Linked DNA regions of Mus musculus: regions 1, 3 and 4 are each linked to region 2. Evidence: chromatin loops called from intact Hi-C (ENCODE). Cell type or tissue: left cerebral cortex. All regions are shown on one strand.

Evidence for each region. Peaks named below come from ENCODE experiments on the same cell type or tissue, not always from the same donor. Only the 100,000 strongest peaks of a DNase experiment are listed, where the experiment ranks them.
Region 1: a loop joins it to region 2, with 4 times the contacts of the local background. A loop is called at or near these places in 2 of 42 quality-filtered maps.
Region 3: it touches region 2 in a loop (2.4-fold over the local background); 3 of 42 quality-filtered maps call a loop at or near these places.
Region 4: a loop joins it to region 2, with 4 times the contacts of the local background. A loop is called at or near these places in 2 of 42 quality-filtered maps.

The regions. Positions count from the first base shown.
Region 1 is chr4:24,211,334-24,216,333 of GRCm38, reverse strand. The region is part of intron 1 of Gm27243 (a long non-coding RNA gene); the gene reads left to right. Among named protein-coding and RNA genes, the nearest start is that of Gm27243, 220 kb to the left of the region's middle. In left cerebral cortex, a CTCF peak has its summit at 2,482; DNase peaks (open chromatin) are centred at 2,361 and 2,630; H3K27ac peaks cover 284 bases.
Region 2 is chr4:23,824,375-23,829,374 of GRCm38, reverse strand. All of the region lies in intron 1 of Gm31145 (a long non-coding RNA gene), which reads left to right. Among named protein-coding and RNA genes, the nearest start is that of Gm31145, 8.2 kb to the left of the region's middle. In left cerebral cortex, no CTCF peak of the experiment used is centred here; DNase peaks (open chromatin) are centred at 1,347 and 2,291.
Region 3 is chr4:23,605,391-23,610,390 of GRCm38, reverse strand. No RefSeq gene overlaps it. Among named protein-coding and RNA genes, the nearest start is that of Gm31085, 93 kb to the right of the region's middle. In left cerebral cortex, a CTCF peak has its summit at 2,851; DNase peaks (open chromatin) are centred at 2,368 and 2,807.
Region 4 is chr4:24,152,122-24,157,121 of GRCm38, reverse strand. All of the region lies in intron 1 of Gm27243 (a long non-coding RNA gene), which reads left to right. Among named protein-coding and RNA genes, the nearest start is that of Gm27243, 280 kb to the left of the region's middle. In left cerebral cortex, a CTCF peak has its summit at 2,500; DNase peaks (open chromatin) are centred at 2,501, 4,289 and 4,576.

The DNA.
Region 1 (5,000 bases), 390 kb before region 2:
GTTGGCACTAACAAGATCCTAGAATGATCAGAGGAAGAAAAAGGAACATTGTGTTCCCTGATGGAAATCATCTGTATTGTTTTCATGTACGTGGATGATACCCAGTTCTAGAAGATATTTGATAGTTCAGGAGGTGTGTGATGAAGCCTGGAATATATTTTGGCATATTTTTTTTTGCTTCTGCATGCAGCTTCTTGTATAATCAATCCCACTGTGCTTACAGGTGAAACCTTATTATGTTTTTTAATATATAAAGAAGGTGGAATTCATTTGAAATGCAGAAGTGTGAAGAGTAAAGCGTCTGTCAAAATGTAGACTGAAAACCCACATTTGGCATTTGGACATATAATAACAACAAATCTTTTTGTACTTCAGCTTTGAATTCTAACCAGTTTCATGTTGTCATGAGCTCAAGTTTCTAGAAAGAGTGTTTTTGAAATACTTAATATTCAACATAATATTAAGACATGTTATTCAAAAATATTTTTCCACTCTATTTGACAAGGAATGTAAATTGTTTGTATTGAAAATATAAAGTGCATCTATACAGATTCACAGTACTGAGTGTTTTTGCCCCTGTCATTTTCAGTACTGTTTTGTGTTTTACATTTGATGTGGTCATGTGTAGGAATTACAGTTACAAAGACTACATAGAATATCTATAGATGGCATGGTGTGCAGAACATATATTATGCAAAACTCTCTCTATTTTCAAAGTTCTAAAGTATTCAGTTGGATTCCCCTTTAGATTAATTAATTTTTTACAGATATCGTTCTCTTATTGCTTGGATTAATATTTAAATACTGTAATTTCAATATTAAAATTTTATCTGTGGAGAACTGTGTACTATATTTGATATTTCACTGTTTAAATAAATCTTAAACTCTCCATTGGTACTCATTTTTAATAGTCACTATGTTTAAATGATCTGCTTCTTCTTGTAGCATGGATACTTGTCCAGAAGGCTTTTCATAGGTGATATGATAAACAGAATAGAGACGATGAATTAGAAGTCCTAAAGGTGGCCTTCCACATGCAGAGATATTAGAGCTGCCTGAACCAAACCCCTACACTATCGCTGTTGTTCCAAGACCTTGGTATTCCTGATTGCCATAAAAAATAGTTATGAAATTCTATTAAACACAATAAAACAAAGAAATCAATCCCCCCTTTTTTCAGTCTAAAATCAAAGCTGTTTGTTTACTTGCCCCCATTTTGGAGGGCCCAAGAAATAATATCTCAAAATATGGAAGTTGTGCAGAATATGCAGTCTTGATTGCCCAACTTTGATCTCTGGGTTCAACTCAGATCTCTGTTTTTCTTATTTATGTCACAGTATTTGGACAAAGCCAAATGAAGTCTTTGTGAGGGTTAGATAGCTTGTTAAGGGATGCTAAGTGAAGAGAGTCAAATGAACCTAGGTGTTTTCTGTCTACTTACTAGTTATATTATTATTTATGCTTGGAAAACTGAGACTGACTTAAGAGTGTAGACATATTGCTTTGGATGGATCTAAGAGAAAAAAACGTGTGTGTTGTAGAACAGACAAGTATTGGTTATTTTCTTCATAATACCAGAGAAAATGATAACCAGGAATAGTCTTTTTTTGATACTGTTTGACTGTTAATGATATTTCTTGTGGTCCCACTTATGCCCTGCAAGATAGAATTTATAGATAAGAGCTCTGTTGCTCTGGGCTACATGGTGTACATTACACAAGAGGGTCTGCTGTTGCTGTGTCGTTGCCTGCTTGCCTTCATAGGTTAAAGAAAATGCATAAGTATCTGGAGTGAGTGTTTGTGCGTCTGTTTTCCTTACAAGAATCTGGCTGTTGAAAGATTTCCCTGTGCACATGGGGACAGGCATCTGCCCATCAGATGTTTGTGATCATCACTGTGAATGAGGTCACTTAGAACTTGTAGAAATATTGCTCAGTCTCCTGATTTTATTTGCGGTGGGAGACAAGTTGGCATGTTACTTCCTTTGCTTTTTTGTTTTTTACTTACAAAACCAAAATTCCTTAGTAAGTACTACAGAAAATTCATATTAACTTCATTTTGGATGCTGTCTTCCAAGGCCTTCCTGGGATCTGATTTACGCGGATGCTGTGGGCACTACATACACAATGTGTTGCCATGCTCTTGCTCCTTGCCACCCCACTTCCCTTTCCATCCTGGTAAATCCTTTGAAGGTTTTATTATTCAGGGTGGGAAGATTGAAGTGAAAGCTACAGAATGATTTAACACTGTGGGAACTTAATCAATAAGAGTGTTGTGAGAGCTCCCAGGAACAGGCGTTGTTTTCCATCCAGATGATAATGAGGCCTGGTAGTAGCAACCTCTGGAGGGGAGTGCTGGGCCAGCGATTCTTTGGTGGTGCTTTTGCTGGTTGCTAATTAATAGTTTTGAGGCCAGTGGGGCACCTTTTGGCCTCTCTGACATTTGCAAGCTTTTCTGTGGCTTGTCCCACATGTCTTTCCACCATCAGGGGTCACTCTCAACTGCATTGGAGTCTGACAAGTCTAATTGGCTCGAATCTATGCAGATTTAAACATCTACCCTACATGCCAAAAATCTGATGTTTTCTCATGCTGCTTCTGAGTTCCGGGCATTATGGGATCGGTGCATGCCTGAGTTATTATGTATCAGCTTATCCTCTTGTTAGCATGTTAAAGAGCAATTAGCTGGATGTGGTGTAGGAAATCGGGGAAAGGGCTTCAGTGCAGTTGAGTTGTAAATGTCTTTTATACTAAAAAACCTGTCAGACCATTGAGCATTACTGGTTGGAAAGCAGATTGAATCGTACAGTCCAATTTTTTTAAAGAGTGAATAATTTCCCGAGAGTTGGTTTAAAAAAATGAAAAGCTCCTTGCTGTGCAAACACACAGTTATGGTGTCATGTAAATCACCCAAACACTCCTGCTTCGTTCGCTTTGTCCCCACTTCCTTCCCCAATTGCACATCTAGCTCTAATTCTAAACTTTTACTGATTAAAAACCTCTGACTTCTTTCTGTTTAGTGGCAACTCGTAGATGAATTTTCTTATAGATGATGCTTTCCATCTCTGATAGCTCACAAGATTCTGACTTAGTGGTAGAATACGGAGCTTGATGCCCTTCCAGCCAGCCAAGTCATACAAATACGATAATAAATCTGTGCTCTTATTGGAAATAATTTATTATAATTGACCATCATCACATACACAGAATAATATAAAAACTAGGTAGAGATATTGCTTTATAGATTGCAAAATATTTTGTCTAGCTTAATGTTCATAATGATTTTGAATATATAGTGGGTTCATATCTTTAAGTTTATCCATATAGACTTCAAGAAACAGCTGACTTGTCCGATATGGTTGTACTACTGAGACCATTACATTTCTAGTCCAAACTGCATTTTAACAACATGCATGAAAATACGTTTTTTTCTGTAGGTTGCTTCATAAAATCTTTTTGACTTTAGATTTCCTTGCAATTAAAAAAACAGTGTCGATATGGCTTTCACCCATTCAATAAGTTTATCGAAGATTACCATAAAATGATAAATAAACTTGCCTATGTAATTTGAAGAGATTAAAAGTAAGAACTATAATGTATCTATTCCATATCATAAGGACCAAACACTAAAGGTCTGTATCATTTGATTTCTGTTTTCTGAGTTTTATGTGTCATCTTTGGTAACTCACCTGCAGTCATGAACTTTTGTGATATGTACAAACCCATATTAATTATTAAAACCTTACATTTTTGAAAGGTTGATATATAATGGCATCTATAGTGTGAATAATAATTTAAAGTTTCAATTCAGTGCTATATTTTAGCATTTTCCTCTTCAAACACCTGAGAAATCTGAGGGTTAATTTTTTCCTTTTATCCAGAAAAATTGCTTGATGCCTCAGAGTCATAGAGGTCTTAAACTGCCCTTTTTGTCTCTCCATAGCTGTTCAGTATCATAGTTGAAGTTTTGGAAGGAATAATGTAAGATAAAATAAGGCATGGCTTCATATGAAATGCATATAGTATGGTGACTTCATAATATACTAAGAATTCTCGGTAAAATTGCTTATATGAAGTATGGTGAAACTACAGCTTTTCTTGTTTTCAATTTATACAATGTTAGAGACCCATGGTATAAAAAGCATGGACTTTAGAGATCAATTAAAAGAGAGCTTAGATTTCAATTTGTTTATCTCTTCATTGCATTGTTTAATATTTTAAAACTGTTCATCCAAGGCAAGTAATTTGAGGATTATTAATATGTACAGAAATCAGAGGATTTCTGTACAAATACCTTGCTGTCTTTCATGAAAATATTTATTTAGATATTTTGTGGCTTTCATAATTTTCATAAAGTGTATAGCATTATTAAACATTAATTTGAGCAAATCAACATTTTAAAGAAGAAGCTTAAATAAACAATGTTTCACTATTACAAGATCAAGTGAAAATTGAGGCAATTTGTAGTTCCCAAAGGGGAAATGAATTCCAGCTTTAAACATAGCCATTATTTGTTTCATTAGATGAACAGAGATCCTAATTAGGGTCAGTGTAGTTTACACATGTCCAGCCTTGATATTACTGCATGCAATAGTTTTCAAACCATACGAATATATTAACTGAATGTACAACTCCTGTTCTATTTGCTGAAGCATTTTTAAGAGACTTAAATTGCCAGAAGATATGGATTTCTAGTTTGAATTTGCCATTAATTAGTTATGTAATTTAGGTGAAATGATTTACTTCTTCTTAAGTCAAGTTTCTTAGTAAAAAAGTAGAAACAATGCCCTTTCATTAATAATACTTGCATTGTCCCATAACTTTCACAGATAATCTTTTAGCACACTTAAAGAGAAGCCTTACTATTAGTGATACCCCCAATTTTTTTCTTCAAACTAACCAACCATCAATCTACCAACCAACCATCTTGCAACCCAGTTGTCTAGTCTGTCAGCAGCCAACCAACCACTATGAACAAAACAAATACAGACACATCACTCT
Region 2 (5,000 bases):
ATTTTGTAAGAAAAAAATAAAATAATACTCAGTCTCATTATCTATTCATTGGCAAACACTCTCTGTATATAAGAACAAGAAGTCATTGAAAATAAATCAAATTATAATTGCTTATAACACAATTAATATTTTGAAGATATAGAAAAGTGTGTGGCTGATATCCATTGTTCTGTTGAGGGTAAGATGGTCTACTATCCCTTCCTTGAAGTTACCCTTTGTTTCTATTCTCAACTTTTGAGATTCTTTTGTGCTATGGATGATGAAATGATACATCTCATGTATTATGACCTCTTCTCTGAAAGGTATGCAATAATCTAACAGAGAATTATATGCTTATATATCATACACCACACACCCACCTACCCCCCCCCCCCACACACACACAAGCATAAATTACTACCTGGAAAATACTATATAAAGTTCAGTGGAAATTTGAGCATATCCAAATAGACATTTAGGCAATGAAAGTATTGAGTTACCAATATTAGAATTGTTATGTTCATACTAGGCACTTAGATTCAAGTACTACTTAAAATGCATCTTCTCTTAGGTAAGTTATTTAAACTTTCACCTAAAAATTGAAGTAATAAAATATATTTTAAGTTGTTATGAAAATTAAATGTGCCAGTGTACATAAAATTCTTATAACAGCATATAGGCAACATAGTTAATACACTGTTAGCATTGTCATTGTATTATGATAACTGCTATTGCGTAGCCTAAATCTCCACATTGCTTGGTATAATACCCTGGTGTTAATTAAGCACAATTAAAACAAAAGACATGGCTAAAACGTTTGAGTATTATTATACATAATAATGGATCTATTTGTTATTAACATGTCCTTAAATCATATAAACAAAGGGGGTTTTCTTTATCCAAATATCATAAGTAGTCACTGCCCGGGAGAACAGCATTCCTAGATTCTTTGTTATCCACCTTTCAGCCCACCAGCTATATTTAATAGCTATTCAGGCATCAAACTTGAAAAAAGTGTTATATAAGTGAATCATGCAACAGAATTTAGATGAATTAAATTTTGGGTTCATCTGAAAAATATTTATGTATGATATTCATTGATACTTCTATAAATGGATAAATTGTAAAGTTGGGCTTTGTGAATTCAGATAACATGCCAGCATAATAGAGATAATCTCTCAATTTTTTTTTTTAAAAGGCAAAACAAAGATCTTTAGAAAGACTAAGTCATTGTTCTGAGTTTGTTAGCACAGGCAATGTGGCGATTTAGGCTACTGTTTCCCCATCGTATGCTTTAAATGTCTTTCTTCCTAGGTTTTACATGTGATTTTCTTCCTTTCTCGAGAGCTGTGAGTTTCTCCAATCCTCAGGATCCAGTGTGATATCTATTGTCAGCATGTGAGTTGCTGCTTATAAGAAACAGGGATCTCTCTTGTATTTTAGGATTTGAGACAGCATACTGAAGGAAACTGCAAATAAAGCTTATGTCAGGATGAGTAACAGTAAAATTGTAAGCTCATTCATAATACAGAAGTGTATAGAGAATATCAAAGACTTATCCATTTCTGTCTTAGAAATAAAGAAATCAGTCAGATATAGTCCTTTCCCTTATATAGGGGTGAAACTGGACACAATGGAATTAAATTATTAGAAATTACAAACAAACTTCAATGTACTTTCCTTCTTCTTGCTCTTGGATTTTCCTGGGGAGTTCAAGGAACACTAACTTTCAACATCTCATAATGTTCTTACCTTATAAACACTTGAGTGCAAGTAAACAATAATTATTATTGATCTTATAATACACTATGGAAGTACTAAGCGTTATTTAAAGTTTTATGGGAACTAGAGGGACTAGAGAGTATCATCTTAATTATAATGCTTAGATTATGTATGTTAACTGTTTTTTATTTTGCAAAATAAAGGGAAGTTAATAGAGAAGGCAATAGTGTAGCATGATGCCCTAATTTATAATCCTTTATACGTGACAAAGTATGAAATCAATTGGGCTATTTTATAGCAGGAAATTGGTTTGATTGCAAGAGGGGCTAGATCATAATTGATGACGACAAATTATTTTTATTTTTATTGTCAAAAGCACTGGTATATATTGCTTATATAGTTAAACATTTATTTAACTTATCTTGGTCTCAGACTTAGAAATAGTGATGCTTGCTTTTGGTCCCTGCAAAACTCTTGCTTTTTCTCTGGGAAGTACAACCCGACTGCTTTTTCACCCTCCCTCTCTTCCCTCCCCTTTTCTTGAAGTGCTTCTTTTGTTTGTCTCCATTACACCAGCACGAAGGGACACAGTGTTTCTGCACAGTGGGAGTTGGCAATCTCAGAAGAGGCTTTTCCAGCACTGCTTTTTAGACTGAAATCATTACAATCTTCAATAGCTACTTGGATTAAAAAAAAAAAGACAGAAACTAGCACATTATTATTCTCAAAACCATCTCAATGTAAAAAGAGGCTATTTGCTTGGTTCTCTCCCAGGTTTCCTCCCTCCCTCCCTCTCCCTCCCCAGCTCATCTTGCTTCTTTTTCTTCTAGATGTGTTTCCTTCACACCTAAGTTTGGTTTGCATGGTCCTGATCCACTAATTCTATTCAAACTGAGTCTACAAATGCATTCTTTTTCTTGGTTCTGAATATTTTTACACTGCTATGCAAAAAAAAAAAAAAAAGACCTATATCTTTCACTTATTGGTATTTGATTTTTATCTTTAAGAATGTAAAATTTATTAGCACTGACCCAAGTAATGCCTTCAAACCCAGAAAATTAGCGTGTTTTCCACTTGTCGGGAAGTGGTCTTAACAATAACTTTCAAAAATTTGTAACTAGGTGAGAATTCTTTTTCATGAATTTTCATGTATCAAACTCTAATCTCCTGTTTTTCTGAAGGTACCTCAGTGCCTACTTTCATCACTAGTAGCATTTGTTTGTACACATGCTCACAAGTGACCTGAAGTACACAGAAGAGGCTCAGGGTATGAGATGCTGCTGGCAATGCCTTCACCCCATGAAAGGGATTAGCGTATATGAACACATAATATTTCCAACAGAGGTTTGTAGTGTTGTCTTGTAATTTATTTGTTCTCTTCAAGTGAGCATAACTATGAATAATGAAAGGGAATAGCCTGAATAAAAGAGAGTAATTTATGTACTTTATCAAACCTGCACAACCAATTTATATCCCAGAAAGCAACTTGATGTATGTGTATTCAAATAAAATAAAAATAATTTTTTTGTTGCTAAGTATGGAAAACACTAAGAAAGGGAAAACAAAACAAGCATGTATAATTTGTTATCTATGCTTTTTATTTACATATCTTTTAAAATAATAATTTAGTGAAAAGTCATAGAGTATATTTGGTTCCATTTGAACCTACAGTGTTCCCTGACTCCATCATAGAATCTTCCCAGAAGATGTCAGCAAAGCTATTCTATCCTTCTCTAGTCACAGGGCTTAGACAGTAACCACCTGAGAGGGTGTTTTTTAATTAGTATTTTGTTAGTACTATTTATATACTTTATAATTAGTTGATTCCATTTATTTCTTTAGAATTTAATTTTGTTTCTTCAACTTATATCACACACACACACACAAAAAAAATGCAAGTTTACCTAAAACATGAGCAATATTGCTCAGCAGCCTTTTTTTTTTTCCTGACAAAGTTTGGTCTGTACTTCAGGGTGTAGCTTAAGAGATACTTTTCTATGAACCACTATCCCCCTCTCTACTGTCTTGGGTTTCTATCAGCCTCTTTTGTAGTCCTGTGGCCATGCATTTGCTTTCTGAGGTGCACATTAAGCATTCTTCTGTAACATCAGCATTTATGGAGCATAACTCTCCTGATGTTTTAAATGCCTTAAGGATCTCCGTGTTGTGTTTTTGCTCCTTTAAAGACCCCCCTCCCACCCATTTCTACTTTGTATGCTGAGACTTGTTAAATGCTTGACGGAAAAATAGAAACTGACTGTGGTTTAAAATCTCTTCTGTGTAACACATCTTATGTTTGTCTATGCATTAGAAATACAAGAATCATTGAATCAACAATAAGAGAAAGATATAGGAATGAATCTTTACTTATTATAGTCTTCAAATCAATATATGTATATTTATACATGCACCCACTAATATGAAAGCATTATAGATAAAATTCTAATATTAAAAGAGTCATGAAAACGTAGGCATAAATTGCATTTCTTATGTTCTGTCAATAGAACTATAATGTGAAATAGAGTGGAGTTCAGTTTTAGTATTGCACCTGCAAATTATAGCTCTTCAAAATGCACCAGTTGCTCAAAAGGTTATGAATGATGTCATTTGCATCCACACAGGGAAAGATTCTTGCCTGACTTTTCAGATCTGTTTACAGAGATCCAAAATATTCTGCCTATTTGTTTATCTAAAATATGTTTCTTTGTGAATGCCAGAAAGGAATTGCTACTGTAATCCCAGGTATCAATTTGCTTCCGGTAGGATATTGCCTTATGATCCCTGCTAGGTATCCTTTTATTTTTTTATAATCCCAAGCCCTAGAGGCATCATTTCAGCCTAAGTCAGTGATTTAGAGGCTCTCTTGCTTTTATTTATAAATGTGTATGCTGTAAAAAGTTATATAGCTCAGAATATAATGAAAACTGCTTGCAAAATTTTGCTTTGAAAAATCACAAACATGTCCTCATAAATATAGGTTCATCCCAGCCATGCATTTTCAAAATATTAGATAACTACCTCCCTCACAGGTTTGTTCTGCATTCAGAACTATGTTAGCATTTGAGACTCTGGCTATTGGTGTTTCACACAACACATTGTATTTATTAGTATGTGTGTTACCTAATTTCCCAGTCGTCTTTTCTTTCTGAACAAGCTCTAGTCAAATATTAAGACTAAAACTGAGCACCTTGGGCTAAGCATATAATACAATGAATGATGCTGGCCTTGGATTACTGGGTGGAACAGAACTGAGTTATGAGAAAGGTTGACAGGAATTAAATGTTATTAAGGATCTAGAA
Region 3 (5,000 bases), 220 kb after region 2:
TGTGTAGCTTGGCCTTCATGTGGATCCTGAACAACTGAAACAGACCTATCCCAAAAGCTGTTGCCTGTTTGTGGGATATGTTCTTCTAGCTGGGCTGTCGTGTCTGGCCTCAGGGGGAGTCTCTACACCTAGCCTTGCAGAAACTTGAAGTACCAAGGATAATGGATACTCAGGGGACCCCCACCACTCAGAGTAGAAGGGGAGGGAGAATGAGAGGATTGTCTGATGGGAAAGGATTGTGGGAGGGGGTAACCTAGAGAGGGGCAGTGAGCAGGATATAAAGTGCATAAATAAAAAAATTATATATATAAAAAAAGAAATAAACACTATGCTGGGTTAAGTGCTTTGCCATTGAGCTGTCTCCTGAGTCCAAAAGTGTTATATATGAGATATAATTTATAAGTAGTCTATGCATATTTTTATTTTTAAGATTAATTCTTTGGGAATTTTGTACACTGTGTGGTATCATACTTATTTTCTCCTGTAACTCCTCCAAGGTCCTGCCCATTCCCTATTGGTGGAATCTTTATATCCTATTCATTTATATATTTAGTTTTATATGCATCAAATACAATTTGTGTTGATTGTTTATTCTTAAATGTGTGGTTTTCTCCTGGAGCAAAGTTAACTTACCAGGGGCAACACTTTTAAATAAAACCAACTATCTCCCTCTCCTCAGCCATTATCCATTGGTAAGTAATTTTGGCTTATGTCCATTCTGGAAGTTTGCTTAGTTTGAGCTAACCAGCTCTGTGCAGTTGCCCTGATGTGTCCAAAAGACAACATGCCATTATAGTCATCTAATACCTCTGCCTGCCACAGTGTTTCTTCCTTCTCTTCAGCAATGATCTCTCAGCCTTGAAAGAGGGCCTGTGATACAGATTGTAGTGATTTGCATAAGAATTCCCACATATCCTTGGGAATAAATATGAGATGAATATTAAAAAAAACAAAAAACACTAGATAAAGTGGAGTTGTCCTCTAATGGGACAACAAACCCTCCACTTGATCACAAGCCAGGAAAAAAAGTGCCTAGTGGTCCAGATGGGGTTACTGATTTTGAGCTTGTCCGCTGCGGTGATTGGAATGAGAATGGCCCCTGTAGACTTATAGATTTGAATAGTTGGTTCTCACTTACAACTGTTTGGAAAGGATTAGACATTATGGCATTGTTGGAGGCTGTGTGTCACTGAGAGAGGGCTCTCTTTGCCTGTGGTTATTGTCTCAAGATGTGAGCTCTCACTAATGCTTCTGCACCAATCCTCTCCACCTACCTACTTCCTGCCATGCTCCACACCATGATGATCATGGACTCAACCCTCTGAAACTGTAAACCCCCCAATAAACTGTTTCTTCATTAAGTTTCCTTGTTTGTGATGTCTTCACATCCATAGAAAATTAACTAGTACATCTGACTCTTAGGTCTCTTACACCCCAAACATAATAGGCTACTGCCAATGCTATTGATGGCCTTCTAGAGTCGATAGTCAGAGCCTCTTGATACAAATTTGAGTCATAGACTTTGGAATATGAAACTGAAACTATTATATACAGTTATATACTATAGTATATATCTTTATATTTTCAAAATGTATTTCTCAAAGATTAGCTCCAAATCATATAAATATACCAAGTTACATAATATTCTTATTGAACAGATTACTCATCTTTCAAATAGAGGTATAAGGAAAAGAAAGGGCGGGGAGGAAGTCTGCCAGTTTTTGTTGGTTTGTTTGTTTGTTTGTTTTGAAAAAGAAACCTAGCTGGGTGTGATGGCACACGCCTTTAATCCCAGAACTCGGGAGGCAGAGGCAGGTAGATTTCTGAGTTCGAGGCCAGCCTGTTCTACAAAGTGAGTTCCAGGACAGCCAAGACTATACAGAGAAACCCTGTCTCAAAAAAACAAAAACAAACAAAAACAAAAACAAAAGAAGAAAAGGAAAAGAACCCCCAACTGTACAAATTGTACCCATACTGTTCAAAACTAGAAGGTGGGTATGTCCTTCACAACACCTTTGACAACGGAGGGCTGAAGCATAAAGCAGTAGAAGACATACAATTTGGGGGTCTTGCTCTACCTCAAGCCTACTTTCAGTTACAGGTAACCTTTGAGGTACAGTAGAGATCCCTCTGCTCTGCATCAGCTTTCATATTAGAGAATGGAGGTCTTGGGGTAAAAATTTTGAGCAGATGGGATCCTCAGCACGCCGATAGCATCTTCCACTTTCATCTTCTGAAGCTTGTCAGTGCCTCTTGCCAGGGAAAAAAGAAGAAAAAGAGAAGCTTACTCTGCACAAATTCGTGCACAGGAAAATGTGTGAAATAGAAAATATTTGAAAGGATGCACCCATTATGTATTCTGGAATCAGACATCCTGCAAAAAGGTAGCTAGCTGCTTGCCCTGTCTCTACAGCAGAGTCATGAAACTATCCCGAGCTTTCTACAAGCCTTCCACAAAGAAGGGTTGAAGCAGCTTGATGATACACTATTCTGTGAGCATTGTTCTAGTGTATGTACTGAACGCACTGGCTACCCTCAAGGCTTTCTAGACACAGAAGCTGGTAGAGTTAGTTCTCTTCCACTCTGAGCTTGCTTTCCTCTTTGGTGTAGTGGGTTACTTGTGTAATATGTCAGAATGTCTGTCCCTGACCTGAAAAGTTAGAAACTGTAACTTGTGTTCTGATCTTACCCAGACAGGCCAGGTAGACAGGTCTAGGAGTGACTATGTTAGGAGACATCTGAGAAGAACATACCTTCAGCCAATTCATTTCAAGTGTGTTTCGCTTAAGTTCTTTCTCCTTTCCTTCTGCTGTTGGATATCCACTCAGGAACCTGTGTCAACAGCTCCCTCCATGGACCGTTCATTATAGTTGCAATGTCACAGTGTCAGTATCTTGGTATCATCTAAGTTTTAAGTTGGTTTTTGAGGGGAGTTTTGTTTTAATTTGCATGTCTGTTCTGAGGTCTAGAGACTTCTAATCTTTTTTTAACCTCCACGTACCACTTTCCTCTGCTTGAATTTGCTCTTGAACAGTGTAGCCTTGTAGTCAGCAGTGCTGGGCACGTCCCCAGCCTGGCTCCCGATCTCTGGAGGGTGCGCAGATTATCTCTTTAATGCAGAGCTTCTAGTATTCCCTCCAAAAGTACCTCATTTCCCCTACATTTTGTTTTTAGTATAGAAAACTTACAGTAGTGTGTATGTGTCTGTCCTCGGTTTTCAATTTGGTTGGTTGTTTGACAAACACTGAGGACCAGACTGAGAGTTGAGTACTTCCTATTAAAAGCCTGCTGGCTTTATTGGTGTAAAAACTTAAGGCTGACCTCCACTGCAAGACTGTCTGATGACAGAAGTGTGGCCATGCCTCCTGCATCGAGCCTTTCACAAAGTGCTGTCAGGACTGTTTTCATTTGTTTCCTGTTGAGAAAAGCCGCAGGGAAATGTCAAAGTCGTACTCAATGACATGTTATACTGGATTTAAGCAAAGGGTAATTTTTAATTTTTTATTGTTGCAACAATTGCCTGTGTGTGTTTTTCTTTATTCTGCCTTTACCTCTTGTGGTTTTATTTCTTCCTCCTGTAAGAAGCCCTTTGATGTTAAATCTTTTCTTGCTTTGTGGTTTAGAAGGGAAAGATTGCTTATCTGTTAGGAGTTTCTCATCAGATTTTCCCTAAGCCCTAGGATCTTCCCTCATTTCCTTTGTCCCAACACAGGGATCAGAAAGGGAGTCTCTGCAGGAGGTAAGGGAGAAGAGAGGAGACTAGGATAAAACAAGAGAAATCTTAGGGAAAGTATTGAAAGTCTGGCAAACTCAAGATTCTTCCTCTTCATTTTGCTCAGCTATAACCCCTTACACGGGGAAGATTCAATACTGACTGTCATGTTATCCACTGGAGAATGTTACTAATAAAATTATATCCATGCTCAATTCAGGGTAAGTTTACATGTTATAACAAAGATATACTTTATTCTCATTTCATTATTAAGTTGTCTCCGCAATTCACTTGAAATGAAGTTATCATAACTGAGAACTAACAGTGTTTTAATAGAGGAGATTGGAAATTTTATACAAAATGGATCTCTTCCATGACAGATTGTTATTATCCTGGAATTCCCGGTGACAAATCAGGTTGTATGATTCTAAGACATAATCTAATAGCCTTTATGGTTTTATGTGTACAACTTTATTATTGTTTTTTTATTGTGTTCATAATCTAGCAGTGACCTAGCAGAGATGTGTGGTTTATCAAGGATGACCAGTGGTATATTGCATCTTGTTTAGAGAAAGTCAGTCCTTGTGTCTTATTGAAAATATATGGTTTAACAAGACATTTGCCATCATTTTCTTAACAGGGGTAATAAACAGAACAATTCTGCATAAAAGCTCATATCAGCCTTTTTCATGCCTTTTCTTTCAGAAGGCTGCCTTAGGGTTTAAGCAATTTACTGGTCTGACCAGCATCCTTTTTCTGCAGTCTGTGGTTCTTTTGTTTAACATTAGTATGTGGGCAAACAGCATTCTGAGCTGTGCAGAGCTTATCAGCCCGCGTTCAGTCAACTGGAACCCCATTCTACGTATCTGAGTGGGGCCACATTTAATGCTTCACAGTGGGAGCATCTGCAGTTTCCAAAAATGACTTGTTTATCAGATAAACTCCCCTTATTCTGACAGATGTGGTAGATGGTGGGTCTTCAGTATCACACTTCTCTAATATAAGTCATGTATAAAATATGGTATGCTGAGAGGCAGGGCAATGAGACTGACTGACCAACCCAAGAGAATTACTTCTGTAACTACTAACCCACTGAACTCAGAATGTACCTGTAGTACACAAGAGAAAAGTCATCTCTTGGTTTCTTTTTTGAACTGAACAGGTAATTCTCATGTTATGAAAGTGTTTTTTTTTTTTTTTTTTTTTTTTTTTTTTGGTTTTGATGATTTCTTTTTTTTTTTTTTCCATTTTTTATTAGGTATTTAGCTCATTTACATTTCCAATGCTA
Region 4 (5,000 bases), 330 kb before region 2:
TATCAACCTGCATTCCCTCGGTAGAGTAGCCCTGTATAATAACCTTATGGATGACACAGGGAAAAGACAGAAAAAGGGAACATTTGTGTTTTTTTTTTTCCTACCAGCTTCAGGGTCTACTGCTTTGGAGTTTCTCAGCAGTTGCTCATTTCCAGAAATAATTTGGCAGATAACTAACATGGGGTTGCAGCAGAGGAATTTACAGAGATCAAGAGAACCAGACTGGTCGTTGACTGTGCACTCAAGAGGGCACAGAGATCAGAGGTTGTAATGCTTGGTTTAACTTTGTGTTCTTACTCTTTGAAATCTATAATTATTTGTGAACAAAACATCTCTTGGTTTCTTTTTTTTTTTATTTCTACTAGACACTATAAATTATGCAGTATGTTTTGGTACAGGAACACAGTGGCCCTGAGCTGTAGGGTCTGGAGTTCAATTGTGAAAGCAACTGGGTCTTACAGTAGAAGCTGTAGCAAAGAGGTAAACCAAGAGAATAGGAAGTAGGGTGTAAATGTTCTTCAGTATGAGTCCCACATATTGGTTCTATATGTGTGTGTCTATTCTGCCTATGATAATATTAAACAATGATGGCCCAGCAGAGACCGGCAGACCTGTATAATCCAAAGCATATTTTTTCAACTGTGATCATCTGTGAATATGGAGCTTTTTTGCTTTGAGCTCTCTTTAAGGGTCACACTGGAAGCTATGATTTTTGTGTGACACGCTGGTCACTTAGAATAAATGTGAGCATGAAGTTACAGAGATTCTGAATAAGCCTGTCTCTCACTTCCTCAGGGTCACTGTAATGGTTTGTATACGCTTGGCCCAGGGAGTGGCACTATTAGGATGTGTGGCTTTGTTGGAGTAGGTGTGTCATTGTGGGTGTGGGCTTAAGACTCTCACCCTAGCTGCCTGGAAGTCTGTCTCCCACAATAGCCTTCAGATGAACATGTAGAACTCTCAGGTCCTCCTGCACCATGCCTGCCTGGATGCTGCCCATGTTCCTGCCTTAATGATAATGGACTCTGAACCTCTGAACCTGTAAGCTAGCCCCAATTAAATGCCCTTTATAAGACTTGACTTGGTCATGGTGTCTGGTCACAGCAGTAAAACGCTAACTAAGTCACCCTCAGCATTCCCTAGGAAGAATCTCCACCAATGTGAAGAGGACAGATGGGGACCATTGTTCAAATCCTGAGATTTGGAGAAAGAAGGGAAGATAATCAACAGGAGTGATTTAATCTAGATTGACCTCTAACATCGTATCCCTATGTTTTAAGAACTACTGTATGAAATTTAAATGAAAATGTGAGAAGTATCTGAATGCATGATGTCACTCAAATTCGTTGTGCCTCCATTTTGTAACCTTTATAGAGCAAACAGTTCTGAAAGCCTTCAGATACCCATAAGCTATGAGGGTTTTGATTGGTCCTATGGTATATTTTCATTATGAGGTACTGCAGGAAAAACTAGAAAGCATGGAGTGAACAGCTTAGCCTTCTCTTATATATTTAAGTGCCAATTGTTTCACAAGTTAGGGAGACATCAAATGCTCCTTCCTTTATGATTGGTCAAGGGCAACTATACCAGGATTCAGAGACATGTCAAAGTCAGCAACTTATTAACCAGAGCGGGAGGCTGAGTGTGAATGTGAACGAGTGAGTGTTGGGCTTAGTGCTGATTTGTTGGTTATTAGTAATACTGGAAATCAGGTGACAACTACCATTAATTAACGCTGTCCCTGTTTTTACCGTCTTTAATGTGCAACTATAAAGACGTCAGGGAAGCAAATGATCATTGTTTAGGAGTAGGGAAAAACAGATGCCAAAATTCCCTTGTCAAAGGATGAAACTTTTTTTTTTTGTGTTAGATTGAAAGACTGGTCACTGTTGAAGATCTTCGTTTGTACGTGTCTCCCCTTGCTTCAGCGGAAGTAAATCACGATGAAGAGAAAATCACAAGGCTGAGACTGATGTTGTTTGGATTAATGTGTATAAGCCACGCCTTAGACACTAACGACACTGGAAGTATGTGTGGGTACCTTGCAAGGAAAAGTAGGAATGGTTCAAGCAGATGAGGCGTTCTTAGTCTTTTGTGTTTGCTATACCTTTTCAAGCATCAAACGGTGACACTCCAGTGAACACCGAGCTTTTCTTTGTAAATCAATTCGCGAAAATCTTGAAAACACAGGACAAACTTTTTTATTGAAAACCAAAGCTTCATTTATCATCATTAGCTGAGCTCAGTCACTGCAGATGGTGTTTAAAAATTCAAAGCTCTAAATTGAAATGTTTAAAAAGTAAAAACAGCAAAAAAAAAAAAAAAACCCACAAAAAACACTCAAACCAAAATAAAGCGATAAACAGCTTACCTTTTCAGAGGTGGTGCGCGAGTGTGCCCATTTTTAAATGAAGAAAACGAAGTCTGTGCCTGTTGAGGTCTTTTAGTCAGCCTGCAGGTGATTGTACTCTGAGCTGCCTGCTCACAGTTCCTCAACCTGCTGCCAGGTGGCGCTGTGCGGCAGTGGGTACCGTGCAGTGTAAGGCATACAATGTGGACTTTCAACCTGACATTTGATTGTATTTCTGACCCAGTAACTGATTCTTCTGGAAGAGTGAACATCAACTCAGTTTTACGAATATCCAGATCTTCTTTTATTAAATGGGGTTAATTTCTACTTTTGGTGAGAAGCTTCAGTATTGGCGAACACATCTTAAAGAGTCAGCGTTTACCAGTATATTATGTCTTTCATTCTAACCGGTGGCTATGTTCTTAAACATATTCTGGCTTGAGTATAAGGTAACATAAAAATCAAACCTTTTGCCAGTACTTTTTTATTTTACTTAGGAAGAGTCAGTCCAGAAGAATTTAAAGGCAGTGGATACATAAAATGTACCATGGCTTACCGTGTAGTATAGACTTAGGCATAACAGCTTTTTTTTTTCTTTTAGGAAAATCTGTGTACTATTTTCCTTCTCTGATTAGATTTTTTTGTCATTCATAAAGTGATCAATGTTCTTGTGCTTTTTAAATCCTGATTATGATATAATTTGCTGTTTTCCTTGTTACTTGAACAATCCTTCACAGAACCTCTGAAAATGGTTGACAATCACACTAATACTGATCCTTATATCGCCATGATAAATTTTTGATTATTACATTTAATAATTATTGTTAAATGTGGCCTCTTTTCTGGAAGTTTCCTCTGTATCCCACGGTCATGATCAAGACTCAGGCATAACTTCCCTCTCCGTATTAACCACTGAAGAGGTTGCTCTGACTTCCAAGATACTCTTGGATTAATGATAAGGAAGTTTTCTGGCTCAATAAGGTAATATATATCAAATACAAAATTATTACAAATATTTGCTTTCTATTGCCATTGCAAATTTAAATCCTCCAACATATGTTAATGGATTTTTGATTATGAAACACTTATAAGAAATATATCAATGTTATTCCTTTGGAATTTTAAACGATAGTGTTTCAAAGAAGCCAGCCGTTTTGCAATCTAAATGAAATGGAGCCATTTTAATATAGTGGCCAGCCTTCTTATATCTTCCTGTTAGAACCACGTAGGCCTTACGGTGGTTAACAGGACAGCTGAATTTATGGATGTGAATTGGTTACAATGCAGCTTAATGATATCCACGGTTTATAGAGGAAACTGCCAGGGAGAGGGGTCACATTTAACAATAATTACTAAATTTTCTATGCAAAATGTATTATGCCAATATAAGGAAATCAGATCAGTATATGTGTGAGATTATTAACTTGTTTCATAGGGTTTATAGTGGGCAATCTTTGTGTTGAATGTCAATCAATATGGATACTTTTAAAGGAGTTACTGAATATTCATGGTAGTATGACACACATGAAATGAAGAACGTTTTGTGTGAGAGCTATGGTTGCAAAGAGTTTATAGCTTATGGATGGTAGAACGTTTTAATTCAACAGTGCTCATGGAAGTAAAGGATGCTTGCTTCAGAACTGCTGAGTGCAGAGGGACGATTTGAAACCAGGTCTTTAAAAAAAAATCAAGATCTAGGCCTTTTCCCTCTTTCATCGTAAATTAGGCTGTGCTCTTCTGCATGGCAGGGACTTGTTTGCACACATCACTTCCTAGGATTCATCACCATCAGTATTTGGACTGGTGTTTTTGAGACAGAGTTTCACTTTGTAGCCCTGGCTATAACTAGCTCTGTAGACCAGGTTGGCATTGAGCTCAGAGGTCACCTACCTCTGCCTCCTGAGTGCAGGAGTGAAAGGTGTGAGTCATCACTGCCTGGCTTGGGACTCACTATTTTCAGATAGGTATGAAAAACATTGAGAGGCTGAGTGATGCTCAGGCTTTGCTAACAGGAGCTACTGTTACTTTCTTCCAAATTGCTTGTATTTGCATTGAAAATCAGACAAAGGAAACTGATAATGCAAACTGCTGAGAGAAGGAACAGCCTGGAAATCAACCAGGCAAATGCACTATTTTTGTTGTTATTGTTAGTAAGTGCTGTACCACTTAATTTCATTCCCAAAACCCAAACAAAGCTTTGTAATCACAAGTGAATAGGTGTTGGGTGGGATTTCAGAGACATTCACATAACCGCAGACAGCGACATGTTTCTGATTCTAAATTATAAATTTGGCTGGACAAAAATACATGCTAGCAGGTTTTAGAATTTTGGAAAACGTACAAGTTCAGTTTGAAAGAAGATCCACGAGAATATGATAAAAATAGGAAGGAATCCATAGTGGCAGAATACATATTGTTACAAAATGACCACAGACATTTAATGAAATGTCTGTGTTAGGTTAGAAAACAATTCATTATAGTGTGAAGAAAGTAGAAATAATAGCATCTCATAAGAGGAACATGGACCGTGTATCTGAAAACAGTTTTTTGGGGAGTATTCAGAGATCACAAACAGGAGTGAGTGAGCGCACTAGGCTGCTCTGGTTCCTGTGACTCCCTTTAAGCACTTTGCTGCCCCCCCAGCCCCCCC